Regions from separate parts of the Homo sapiens genome. Here region 2 is linked to region 1. Evidence: chromatin contacts called from ENCODE Hi-C data. All regions are on one chromosome and are shown on one strand. The core of a region is the stretch at or near the end of the contact, and the rest is flanking DNA. Distances in the headings are between cores, read along the strand shown. Region 1 holds the start of IVL (involucrin). Region 2 holds the start of SPRR2E (small proline rich protein 2E).

Region 1 (7,293 bases), core at 636-3,135:
CCCCTCCTGCTGCTCTGGGAGCTCCAGCTGCCCCTCCTGCTGCTCTGGGAGCTCCAGCTGCCCCTCCTGCTGCTCTGGGAGCTCCAGCTGCCCCTCCTGCTGCTCCGGGTGCTTCAGCTGTCCCTCCTGCTGCTCTAGGTGCTTCAGGTGCCCCTCCTGCTGCTCTGGGAGCTCCAACAGTTGCTCTTTCTTCATTCCCAGTTGCTCATCTCTCTTGACTAGCTCTTGATCCAGTTGCTGGTCTAAGAGCTTCTTCTCTTCTTCCAGCTGTTTGTTTAGCTGCTGATCCCTTTGTGTTTTCTCCTGCTTAAGCTGCTGCTCTGGGTTTTCTGCTTTCTGATATTCCTCATGCTGTTCCCAGTGCTGTTGCTGCAGCTCCTGCTCCTGTGGCTCCTTCTGCTGTTGCTCACATTCTTGCTCAGGCAGTCCCTTTACAGCAGTCATGTGCTTTTCCTCTTGCTTTGATGGGACCTCCACTGGGAGCTCGACAGGCACCTTCTGGCATGGGGGAGGCAGTGGAGTTGGCTGTTTCATTTGCTCCTGATGGGTATTGACTGGAGGAGGAACAGTCTTGAGGAGCTCCTGACTGAGGGCAGGGGAGAGGGTCACTGGCAGTGTGTGTTGCTGGGACATCTTAGAAGCTACTGTCAACCTGAAAGACAGAAGAGGTCTGATGCACAGGCTGAAGGCAAAGGAAATAGATGAAACCTTGGGAATCTGCAGAAGTATCTGGTTTTTTAGCATCCCCTCTTCCCTTGGGCAGGGTACTGTTCTACCACCTCTGGACTATCATTTCCCAAAAGCAGCAGAGAGAGAAGGGTGGAAATGTGGAGGGGCAGAGAAAGGTCCTCCTAGGAGCCTCCTTGTTCCCAGGTGAGAGCCAACAAGGAGATCTGTCTGCAGGGCTGTTCTGCAAGGGTGGGTCAGGTGCCAGCTCACTGTCTGCTCTTGTCTAGTCCTTGTGTCCACCCTCATCGCTTCACTGACCAAGGAGCAGAGATGCGTTCTGGGATTATGTCACAGTGAGGAGTAAGGCCTTAGGGAATGAAATGTCTCTTGGAGAACACCAAGTCCTAGAAAACCAATAGGCCGTGCCAGAGAGGACCTAAGAGGTCATGGTGTGACCTCCAGACTGGAGCCACAGGACATGCTCTAGGCCTGAATCTCCCATTGGAATGCTGTGTGTTTCTGGGCATGTCACTTAGTCTCCTGGGATTTGGTTTTCCCCCCTGTAAAGCCAGCAGGTTGGCCTATTCAACCCCAGGGCTGCTTTCTCTCCTGACCTTCTGAGGTTTAGCTGCAGTCCTTGTGTCTGGGGTGGGGCTGCGGGAGCTGGAAGGTTGCTGAGAGTTGGAGGTTGTTCTTCCAAGTCTTATACTTCTAAGTTGAGTTTTCCTGTCCCAGCTCTGCCTAGGTTTCTCCAAATAGAAAGGTTTCCCCATTCTGCCATCCCTCTGTGCAGCATAGCCAAAAGGTAGAAGCTCTTCCCTGAACCTCTCCCTCCATAAAGAAGGCAAAATGATGGTCTGTCAAAACCCAAGAGGTTTAGGAAAGAAGTTGAATGCTATTCCCCTCCTCCCTTCCATAATTCTCTCTCACACACAAATCCAAAAATATGGTCACAAGAAAAGATGGGACATAGGATGATTACTCTCTGTTCTGCACTTCTGTGCCAAGGCACTTTTCTCTCAGTACTCTGACTCGAGTCCCCCTAGAATGAAAGTCCAGCTGAATCCAGCCCCAGAGTAATGCCCACCCCCACCCAGGCTGCCCACCCCCACCACATCGTATGCTGTTGGAGGTCCCGAGTCCCAACCCTGGTTCTACCATCCGACACTTACCAGACTCACAGTAAGGCTGAGGCAGAGGCTTTGGTGGAGTGCTGAGCTGAGCAGGAGTCAGGGCACTCTTTATATCATTCTGCAGCCTGGCCTCCCTCCAGGTTGAAGGTGATGGACAGGTTTCACCACTCTAGTTGGTCAACTTCCTCTAACCCCTTCCTGACTCACCACAGGCATCTTAAGCAGCAAACCCTTTAGGGCCCCATTTCCCAGGGACACACAGCTCCTGCCTGGCCAGAGGATTCTGGTAGCTCAACTATTCCTGTGATGCTTTTCTGACCTAGGCACAGGGAGCTGAGTGAGGCATCCTACTGTTTTGTGACCTTAGTCAAACTTCTGCTCTGAATCTCAATTTTTCCACTTTCAAAATGAGTTTGTTCTCATTATTAGGCCAAAAGATTCACTTTCAAGGGCATGAAATGGAAAGTTATGTGTCTTTCGGGGATGTCCAGGCTGGGTTATATGTTTGAAGATAGAGTCACTTCCCATGAAGGGGTGGTATTTCTGGGGTGTTCTCTTGGGCCACAAGCCCTTCCTCTCTCAGAATATATTTTTTAACTCCATCCTATGTGGAAATAAACTCTGTCTTTGGTGGAGGGAGTTTGACTTTAGGCCAAGTAGAGTCAAGTAGAAGGCTTCTAGGAGTCCTCTGCTGCTGCCACTTGCTGCCCAGCCTCTATGCCCGAGGCTGCAGTTAGAGAAGTTCTCAGGAATGCCATGCTCATAAGAACTCCAAAGCACGGCCCACTCTAGGCAAGGAAACAAGATTGAATCTACACAATATAAAAATAAGTATTGCTTTTTATAATGACAAACCAAACTACTTTCTTAAGTACTTTTTTAAATGCATGAAGGTATAAAGATCAGAATCAAATCATCCATTTCCTGTTGTAAATCATACTCTAGAAATAGCTTAAGAAATCTTTCAGAGTGGGGATTTGAGCACATCTCTCCCCCGTGCCAACAGTGCACCAGCACACTTGAAATAACATTCAAACTCACTGCCGTGGTTTAAAAGACCCTGGGTACCTGGCTTCTGCCTTCTTCTGGGGCCCCAATTCATGTCAATCTCTCCCTGAGAGGTATATTCTTACCTCACTGAGGGCCTTCGGTTCCTGAGATGAGCCCAGAGCTCTCCACCTGGGGGCTTGGCACCTGCTCTCCTTCTGCCCACCGGCCCCTCCCCAGGTCTCTGGTTCTTTTATGCCTTTCAGCTTCAGTGTCAATGTTGGGGTCTGTCAGAGATCCTTCTCTGTGTACCATATCTAAAGGATTGGTACTTAATTTCACTTATAACAATCTAGAGTAATTTATTTGCATTTGTTCACTTGCTTATTGTCTATCTTTCCCACTGGAAAATAAGCTAAGAGCAGCGTATACCTGGTATGTTTTCCACTATACCCCTAGAACCTATCAAAACTACTGCATATAATATGTGCTCTACAAGTATTCATTGAAGAACAGTGAATTTTACGACCCGAAAATAATGACTATTAAACATTTCAGTGTTGATCAATGTTTATATGTGTGTGTCTGTATGTGTGTGTAAAAACCAAACTGATTTATTTCTTCCCTTTCTTTTTAATGGTTGGCTAATAACTTATTATATGGACATCATTCATTTACACTCTCTTTTTTACAATCTAATCCAAAAAGAAGGAATTATAAAGACAATACTCAGTGGGGCTAATTTTGAGAAGTGTCCTGATTCCCCATAGTTTTCCTGACAGGCACATTTCTCTTAGCCCCAAGTAAATCTATTTAAAGCACTAATTTTGTCATGTTCCTGGATCATGCCTAAAAAGACAGAGGGAGGACTCACAAGGCACCCTTGGTTTCTGCAGTGCTATCCCCTCCTCATGACCTCTCTGTTCCCTGAGCCCACCCAGGGACCTCACATTCTTTTTCCCATAGAACAGGGACTGTGCCATTTTCTGGGGCAGAGGAAGCACAGCCCACTCTGCCCTGAAGAACTAATCAAGCATCCTTACTTTGGCGCTGATGCCCTTGTGCTCTGCTGCTGACTTCATCTGGGGGGAATCTGCCTCTTCCCAGCCCGTGACAGTCAGTCTGGGGCAGCAGACTCAGATCAAGGAAGTCACACCGGTCTTATGGGTTAGCAGGGGCTCAGTATCTGCCAGATCTGCCTCCCGCCCTCTGACTCACGGCATAATAAGAGCCTTAAGGAGAAGATGGTATGTGTGAGCCTTTGACTGCTGGGCAAAGCTAGGGTGTGGGAAAGAGGGCAGTGGATACAGCTGAGGGAGTGTTTGTGTGTGTGTGTATGCAAGGGAGGGGTTGGGGAAACCTCAACATTCTAGGGCTGAGAAGTCCCTTATTCTGCCCACAGGTTGCCCCATTTGGGAGACAGGCATTCACGTATATGGGAGAGGTTCTTTCACTGCCTATGTGAATGACCTCATAAGCTCCAGGTCCACATGACAAGTCTGGGTAACTGTCCAACCCCCACCCAACATAATAAGGATGAGCTCATATCCCATGACACATGGAGAAGCTTTGGCCCCAACTCTGCCCCAGCCTAAGGATGCACTGGCTATTTCAAATTTGGAGGCAGAAGCTGGCTAGTTTGTCTCTCTCCTGAGTGAGGCAACCTATTTGAGCTGTTGCTTAGTGGTAGGGGGCAGAAGAAATTGGTTATGGTGATTCAATGTCCTGTGGGGAGGGATGCTGAGGACAGCTCTTAACAGATTGCCAGAGGGGTCATAGCAGATGGTCCTGGAAGGTGACTTGGGCCAGAAAATCATGCATTCTCATCTTGAATAGCCATGCCTCATCTGCTTCCTGGTATGGCACTGCCCCATGCTCTGAGGCTGCTAGCCTCCTCTCCCTCTCACAAGCCTCCTCCTCTCCCCAGGGCACTGTCTCCTACATCAGCGGCTCTCAGTCCTCAACCTGCCAACCTGCACTAGTTGTCTCCCCACACACTTCTTTTTTTTTTTTTTTTTTTGAGACAGAGTCCACTCTGTCTCTCAGGCTTGAGTGCAGTGGTGCAATCTTGGCTCACTGCAACCTCTGCCTCCCCAATTCAAGCGATTCTCCTGCCTCAGCCTCCTGAGTAGCTGGGACTACAGGCATGTGCCAACATGCCTGGATAATTTTTGTATTTTTAGTAGTGATGGGGTTTCACTATGTTGGCCAGGCTGGTTTCGAAATCCTAACCTCATGGTCTGCCCGCCTCAGCCTCCCAAAGTGCTGAGATTACAGGCGTGAGCCACGGTGCCCGACCTTCCCCACAAACTTTGAATCCTCCTCATCTTTTTCCATTGCTTCCTGGACCTGACCTTGGCTCTTCTCTCACCTTTTGTGCCCGTCTGCTATTCAAGGAAGGGAGATGAGACCAAGAAAGGGCCAAGAGGGCTGACTCATCCTTTTTGGGCTTCTGGGTGGATCTGTCTGTCCTGACCTGCTTTCCTCTCTTACATCTTCTTATAGCTTTCTCTCCTGGGCTTGTTGGATCACTGGATCTCAGTCACCAGTTCTGGCCTTTGTTCTTGGATCTGAGAGCTGTGGAAGGGCAGCCACAGCTCTGCTCTTGGTGGCAGCAAGAGGAGCAGAGGCATAAAGGCTGCCAGTAGTAGAGGAAAGAGACACTCAGTTCCCCCTTCTCCAACTAAAGGAAATTCCCTCCCCTTTGGGCTCATTGTTGGGGAAATCACATTTTGTACAGTTGATTCTCTGTCCAGCAGCAGAATGTCTGAGATGGAGGAGTCCTCAGAGAATGCATGGGAAATGCCTTACACTGCGCCTGGTGCATAGGAGCTTCTCTATTTATCTATCTAATAATAACTAATAATAATAACTTAAATTCACAATATGTAAATTCATAGAAACAGAAAGCAAACTGATGGTTGCCAGGAAGTGAGAGGAGGAGAGAATGGGATGTAGCTGCTAATGGGGATGATGAAAATGTTATAGAACGACATAGAGTTGGTGGTTGCATAATATATGAATGTACTAAACACCACTGAACTGTTCACTTTAAAATGGTAACTTTATGTTATATGAATTGTACCTCAACAAAAAAAGAAGTAATGCCTTTGCCTAATACCAGGTCACAAGGTAAAGTTGTTAATATAATTGATGTATTCATTCAACCAACACTTACTGAGCCTCTACTATGTGCAAGGCACTGGAGATAGGGTTATGAATAGAAAACACACAATCCCTGCCTTCAAGTAGCTTAGAATGCAGGTGCTTCTTAACACACCTATGCCTACTTCTCACCATTGGGGCTCATCTGTCTTCTGACAGGAATTGAAGTCTGGAGAGAACATGAGTTGCCCAAGAGCCTACAGCGAGGCTGTGATAGAGCTGGGCTGGAACCCATGTGTCCTGACCTCCAGTCAGGGGCTCTCCTCCCCATCAGGCTGCTTTGCTAGGTGCTTGAGCATCTGATGGCTGTGACAGGTTCCACTAGGTGACTTCAAAGACACATTCTAGCTCTGTGAGTCAGTCACTTACCTCAACATGGCCAGTTCTGGGTTTTCTGGAGGGAGTGTCAGTTTTCTCTGGCTCTCATTCAGCCAAAATGCCCTTGGGATGACCCTCTTTGGTCCTGGGAATAGGGAGCTCCACTTCCTGGCTGGGTCTGGTGTTTAAGTTTATTTCAGCCTAATCCAATCTGAAAGAATGTTACTGTTCAATGGTGGGCACTGGCTTTGCTGTCAGACAGGCCTGGGTTTGAATTGCACCTGCACGTCTTTTTATCTGGACAAGACATTTCACCTCTATGAATTTCAGTTTCCTTGTCTGTAAAATGGGGATACTAACAATTCCTTAGAATTCTGTGAGAATTTGGTGAGGGAATATATGTGCTTAGCACATAGGTTGTAGTCAGGAAGTTGGCTATTTTATCGCTGGGGGCCATTGCAAAGTTTTGCTGATGGATTACAGTGTGTTACCTACCTAAAGATAGTTTTGAAGGTGTAAGTTCTTTAAAGTTCATCAGCTTTAACTAACTCATTTTGCCCATGAAAAACATGAAGCCCCACAGTCACACAGTCCATGGGAGTAGCGTGGTGAGGGGAGCCAGGTCGCCTTCCCATTTGCTGCTCCTTCCAGTCTGCTGCTGCTGGGCCTCAGGTGACGATTCAGCCCAAGACATGAGACTCTGTCTTGTGCTTTGATAATGGCCTGTGTGCACTGAGTATGCTCCCCTGAGTGGGAATCATGGGGACATTAAGGTGGCTTTCCATTTCTAGAGCTTGATGGTACATGGTGGGGCCTGGGATCTGCATGGGCAGAGGACAGACAGTGGTTTGGAACAAAATTTTATCTGGAAAAAGGAATCTAGCAATAGAGTGAGGAGTATACATACAGTCACAGCCCATCAAGTCAAAGGTATAAGGTACGATTTCAGCCAAGCACATGGAATGGAGGTGATAGGCAAAATACCATAAGGGGTAAGACTTCACAGGGCTGTGTGAAAAAG
Region 2 (6,467 bases), core at 2,525-5,024, 190 kb before region 1:
TTTTGAGTATTATCTGTAGCCTGTGCTAAGTACTTTATATGAAGTCTCTGATTTAATTTTTTTTCTCATGACAATTTAGTGGTAGGTACTATTGTTATCACTATGTTCTATTATATTTATTACCTGTCTACTCATCATCCATTACTTCCAATTTCATCATATTATGGCCAATTTTATGATTTGTATCTGTCTGGGTCTTGGATAGTAGACAAACCCATTCCTGATTGTTTTTTACCCTAGGAAGATCTGCCAATTTTGGTGAACTGTTTTATAGATACATATGGATATTGGGTGTCTGTGGCTTCTGTGTACATATGTCACTGCTATGAGGATGGGGAATATTATCGGGGTTTTCTTCAAGAGAGATTTTAGAAGCGATGTGATCCAATGTAGAGCTATAACAATAAAGCAACTGCTACTTACATCCAGCCCCACCCTTGGTCTCTGGCCAAAAATGCTGAAAAGAAAAAAGACCATTATCTCACTAATTGAAAAATGGACAGGCTTGTCTGTTGTCAGTTTTTCAAAGTAGAATTTTAAGATTCTTACCTCAATAATAGGTAACATTTGGAGAATATTTTGAAAAGTAAAACAAGAAAATAAACATCATCTGTAATTTCACCAGCCATATAAAATCACATTTCATATATTGTTTCATATGTTTCCTATCTTTTAATAAATGTTGACAAAAATGTTGTCATGCTTTATGTATGTTTTAGTACAATTAGAATATTTTAAATTATATTAAATAATCTTCCAAAACATCCACCTTAATGATCTTCGCTATTCTACCTTATGTATGTTCTGTAATTTATCGGATTCAGCAAGGAAGGACAAATGCTAGGCTTAGCCTTTCATTCAGAAATAAAAGCAGAAGGCAGATATGCATGGGTAGTTGCAGTTACCATATCTCTGAACATACCAAGAATATTTTACCATAATTCCTGTTTTTTAATTTTTTTCTATTTAATTTTAAAACTTTATTTGCCAGTACTATTTTGTTTAGTGGAATGTATAGTATTAAAATGTGAGATAAAATGTTGAATCAAGCATTAGACAAAATTAAAAGTGTTTGCACAAAGTGAATGGACTTCTATGAAATTATGTTATGTGAAAAAAAGAGCAATTCTCAAAAGGTTACATGATGTATAAATTCACTCAAATATTCTTAAAATAATGAAATCATAGAGATGGATAAAAGAGTAATATTTACTAGAGGTAAATATTTGGGAAAGGAGGGGTGGTTATGGCTATAAGTGGGGAGCAGAGGAGCCTTGTGGTAATGGAACAGTTATGTATCTTGACTGTAGTAGTAGCCAATGCTACGTACGTGATGTAAATTTCATAGCATTATAAACACAAACACACATGAGTGAATATATAATTAATAAAATTCAAATATACTTTCTGAATCGCAAAATGTTAAAGGTATCTGTTCTTTCCTGTCATTTTTAAGTACTAATAATTCATACTTAATGATCCCCTAGAAAATTATGGAGTAGAAGTAATAGGAATGAACCTAACTAAGGCTATCAGACTCTTAAAGAAGATAAAGCTAACCTCTTTAGACATGTAGATAGATGACAGATAAAGACTCATGGTATGTGAGTGTGAGTGTGTGTATGTGTGTGTGTGAAGTATGCCTCACTCTATGTTTCAGGGCCTGGATGTCATAACTTGGGGAAGCTGTGACTAGTAGCTGCCCCTCTTCATGTTGTGGCTGCTCTTCATGTACCTGGACTGTGAGGAACTCTTAGCTTCAAGTTCATCACCTCAACTTGTAAAGTGAGCCTGTCTGAGATGCTGGGGGCACTAGGGCTGCTGCTGCTCTGGTGCCTGCACTGCTGTGATAAACAGCCTGTTTGAGTGGGGTGTTCTCAGAAGGGGAGTCTCAGGGCATGACCCAAACTGTATTATCTCACACAGTGATCTCATTTGGCAGCCAATTCTCCAATTTTGCATGTTAGAAATCAGACATTTCTCTAAGGATCTGTGTTGTAGATGTGATGTGAGACTCTGGGGAGGAGTAGGTGACCTATTGAGTGAAGTCTGTTTACTTTACCCACTGTGCTTGGCATGTGTAATAGTCTATAGGAAGCATTTGGTGAGAACACTATTTGTAAACACCTGGCGCAAAGGTGCTGACATGATAGTTGTATTTCTGCAGCATCTGGCCACAGTGATCTTGGCCAAAAGCTCTTCCTTAAAGACTGGAGCAATTGCAGATCTGGAAACCTAACCTGCTTAACTGAGAGATGTGATGCTGGGTTGATTCAGTGTTCTTGCTCTATCTGGAGCATAGCTGGTGAGTGCTCCAAAGAATTTGAGTCACTCCTCTTCCTCTTTTTCCTTATCTTCCTCTTCCTTCTTCTTCTCCAATTATAAAATCACATTCTTGGAAAGCTTCCTGATCATTAGCCCAGATAAGAAAGCTCCAGCAGCACTGTTTTAAATGTTTAATATACAATGTTTAGTAAGCCCCATTGATTGCAGGAAGAGTTTTAAAAAGATGTGAAAGACATTCACATTGACAACATACGTATCGAGTGAACAATGTGTACTAAAATGAACAGATGAGAGGTATACATTGGGGTGTGAGTTGATAATCTAGCAGGTTGTGGGGCTAGAGAGCTTTTGGAAAAGACAATGGAAGAACATACAAACAAATTAAAAAATACCATTTTTCAAAGACTAAAACCTGTTTGGAAAGAGAGGTAGAGAAAGCAAACACATAGGATCACACTGAGTTTATATTTTCCCCTAGATTTCAGACTTTAAGTGCTCTGACCTCTATTCTGGAAAACTTCTAATTATTTACATAAGATACTGTGAGTCTATGCATCTTGTTCTCTATATGATGTTCACAGGGAAACATACAGGCATGGTTCAATACATAGATTTAAAATGAATGCTTGTAACTTTGGTTCCCTTTTCTCCATTTTCTTAATGTGGTGAATAAGAGTACAGTTTTACAAATGAAAAGCCTGTAGTACACTCCCTTGATGGTAGCAGTGGCAAATGTACTGGAGAGACTGGATCTCACTCTGGTATCTATCTTGGGACACAAGTGCCTCTTTGAGGGTTGTAGAAGACAACCCTCAAAGAGGAAAGGAATATAGGTAAAATCTGGGTTTCTGCAAGAGAAAGAGGTGGAGCAGAAAATTTCAGGCTTGAACAGGATCAACAGATGGCACAATGTGGTCAGTGCCTCCAAACCCAGAGGTAAATAAGATGCTCTTCTGTTTACAGTTCCAGGGAGGAGAGTTGACCTGGCTGTGGTCATACAGCTTAGCAAAAAAATCTGGGGCCAGAACTCAGGCCTTTGTTAGGTCTCTCCTTCCTTCTAGCACATTGGCAAATTGTACAAGGAAAGTAGAGGTGGAGATGGGTTCATGTACAAACAATATGGCATTCAGCTAAAGTGGATCAGGGCAGGAAGTTTTATGATTTAGGGAATGTGTAAGACAGGAAGCATTCATTGCCCCCAATCAAGAAAGAGAGCCCTTGACCACCAGTTAGAGAATCCCCCAAGTCCCTCTTTGCTGTCACTGAAACTGAGATCTAAGGCAGGGCCTCAGTGAGTCAGGGCACTTAATCCAGTGGAAAGATCCCAGAACAGGATATTTCCCAGTTTGAGAATCCCTGTCATGCCAGTTATGGATAGATTTGCATTTTAGTTGGGACATTGCTGGGCCAGCCCAGTTTTGGGTAGTTCCACTTCCTGCTGGGTGGGGTAGCAGGCCCTATAAAGAGGTTCTCTGCTCTACAACTCCTAAACTCCTGGTACTTGAGCACTGATCTGCTTTGGAGAACCTGGTGAGTCTGCTTCCTTGAGTTCCTCTGTTCTTTGTGCCCTGAAGTGTTGAATTTAACCTGAATCCAGCAAGTTTGGTGGATCCAAACCTGTGATCATAGGTTTGATGGTACTTAGTTGATGGAACTACAGGATTAGATTACATGATACAGTGTTTTACACAGATTTTTAAAAAATGTACAATTATATGTCCATATGGACAGAGAAGTTAATAGGAAAGTTTTGGTTTGAAGAAAGGGATGAAGTATTTTTCTCTTTTCCATATTTTCCTGGTATCCTTTTCAAAGGTTTGTGTCTTAGCAGGTGTGAGAGCCAGTACTTCTTCCTGAACAGCCCTTGCTCTGTGCCCAAGTCAACCCACTGGTGCTTTACAACAGATAATGATGATAGGAATAGCTTGTGAGATTGCCCAGGAGGTCTGAACTTGTGACTGCCTTTCCTGAAGATGTCATTTTCATGGAATAACATGCTTGCTTCTTTATTATAGAGATGTTTTCTTTGGAAAAATTGTATGAGGAAAGGCAGGAATTCCTAGGGCTGATGAAACAACTTGCTAAAGTGGAAAGGAGAAGACAGGAAGTCATGAAAAGAGAGCTAAGAGTTTAAATAAATTTTTGGAGATTGGAGAAATAATATGCCATGGTATTACATAAGCTTTGGCTTCTCTCTCTGGAGGAGTCCATTCCTGTGAACACTGTCATATCATTTCTTTCAGATTCTGAGACTCCAGCAGGATGTCTTATCAACAGCAGCAGTGCAAGCAGCCCTGCCAGCCACCTCCTGTGTGCCCCACGCCAAAGTGCCCAGAGCCATGTCCACCCCCGAAGTGCCCTGAGCCCTGCCCACCACCAAAGTGTCCACAGCCCTGCCCACCTCAGCAGTGCCAGCAAAAATGTCCTCCTGTGACACCTTCCCCACCCTGCCAGCCAAAGTGTCCACCCAAGAGCAAGTAACAGCTTCAGAATTCATCAGGAGCATGAAAGGATAAGGATAATTGGCTCACCTTGTTCCACAGCTTCACCTGCATCTTCTCATCAAAGCCTACCATGGATACACAGTTAGCTTCTTTCCTCTTAGCCAGTGATCTGCCCATGATGATCCCTGATAGCAAAAGGTTTCCTTTCTGAGGCTGCCATATTGCCACTGTCCAGGTGGAGACTGAGAAAGGAAGTCCTCAGCAGTGTCAGTTCCCAGAGCTTTGGAAGAAGGACCAGCAGCTCTGTCCCTGGGAACCATCAAAAAATGCTGTTGATGTTTTCTGTGTCTGTCTGTCACCTGGGCATGGGCTTCTAACACCTGTGCAATTGTCACTTTTCTTTCACTCCCTGAATAAAATATCTTTGCATACGTATTTGTGAATGGATCTTTTGTTTCTTTTCAAATCTGCTTTATTAGTAAAATTATATAATCATTTGGGTTTATTTCCACCTTTCTTTCAACCACAGTCAGAATCTTAAAATTTGGGTCATATCAAAGATTATGTCTGTATTATTTAAACCACTTTTATTTTCCTTAATTAGTGTTTGATTGATTTGAGGAACATATTATTCAACTTCTGTGAATGTCAATCTCTTTATTGCAAAGCGACCAAAATAACATTTACTTAACAAACTAGTCTTGGGATAAATCTAATTACTATCTGAAATTTTGTTGTCGCAATGCCTGACACATAATTAGCTGTCATTTTAGAAGTTTATTGGCAGTAACATATCATCATTGTTTCCACCATTACCACCACCACCACCATCATCATCATCATCATCATCACTCCCCATGACAACCACTACCATATTTGTTCCAGCAATAGAGTGGCTTGGATGTAACTAATATAAAAAATAAGAAGACTCTGTTTTTTTTTAAATTTTATTATTATTATACTTTAAGTTTTAGGGTACGTGTGCACAATATGCAGGGTTGTTACATATGTATACATGTGCCATATTGGTATGCTGCACCCATTAACTCGTCATTTAGCATTAGGTATAACTCCTAATGCTATCGAAGACTCTGTTTTTATTGGTTCCTAATACTTATACACATTTTTGGGATACGTGTGATATATTGTTACATGGATCAAATGTGTAATGATAAAGCCGGGATATTAGGAAATTTAGGGCATTCATCACCTTGAGCATTTATCATTTCTGTCTTTGTTGGAAACATTTTAATTCCTCTCTTCTAGCTATTTTGAAAAATACAATATGTTGTTGTAAACTGTAGTCACCCTACTCTGCTATCAAATATTAAAACTTACTCCTTTTATATATCTCTATGTTTGTACTCATTAGCCAGTGTTTTATCATTCTCCATCCCCTGAACTCCCTTCCCTGCTTCTGGTATCTATCATTCTACTCTCTACATTTATAGATCAAATTTTGCAGCTCCTACATATGAGTGAAAACACACAATATTTGTCTATCTCTGCTTGATTTATTTTACTTAACATAATGACCTCCATTTGAATATATGTTGCTTCCAATGATGGGAATTCATTCTTTTTATTACAATGAAATAGTATTTCTTTGCATGTATATTCTATCTTTTCTTTGTCCATTCATTCATTAATGGATGCTTAGGTTATACATCTTTGCTATTGTGAATAGTGCTGCAATAACCATGGGAGTTTAGGCAACCCTTTCATAATCTGATTTCT

Evidence for each region. A loop is a pair of places that touch in the nucleus more often than their neighbours do.
Region 2: a loop to region 1 is called in a map of Calu3, with 2.2 times the contacts of the local background. The contact joins the promoter of SPRR2E here to the promoter of IVL in region 1. A Hi-C loop is called at or near these places in 1 of 168 maps with a recorded cell type or tissue (Calu3).

What each region holds. Positions count from the first base shown.
Region 1 is chr1:152,903,138-152,910,430 of GRCh38, reverse strand. IVL (involucrin) reads right to left here and starts at 1,885. Exons shown (of 2, transcript NM_005547.4): 1 at 1,842-1,885; 2 at 1-652. The coding sequence starts at 633. RefSeq lists silencers at 645-1,845, 2,218-2,270, promoters at 1,891-2,125, 1,845-2,784, 645-4,384, enhancers at 2,005-2,284, 3,203-3,685, 3,974-4,025, 3,974-4,359, 3,118-4,359 and 1 more and a cis regulatory region at 2,039-2,535.
Region 2 is chr1:153,091,833-153,098,299 of GRCh38, reverse strand. SPRR2E (small proline rich protein 2E) reads left to right here and starts at 3,774. Exons shown (of 2, transcript NM_001024209.4): 1 at 3,774-3,816; 2 at 4,530-5,165. The coding sequence starts at 4,549. The coding sequence ends at 4,767.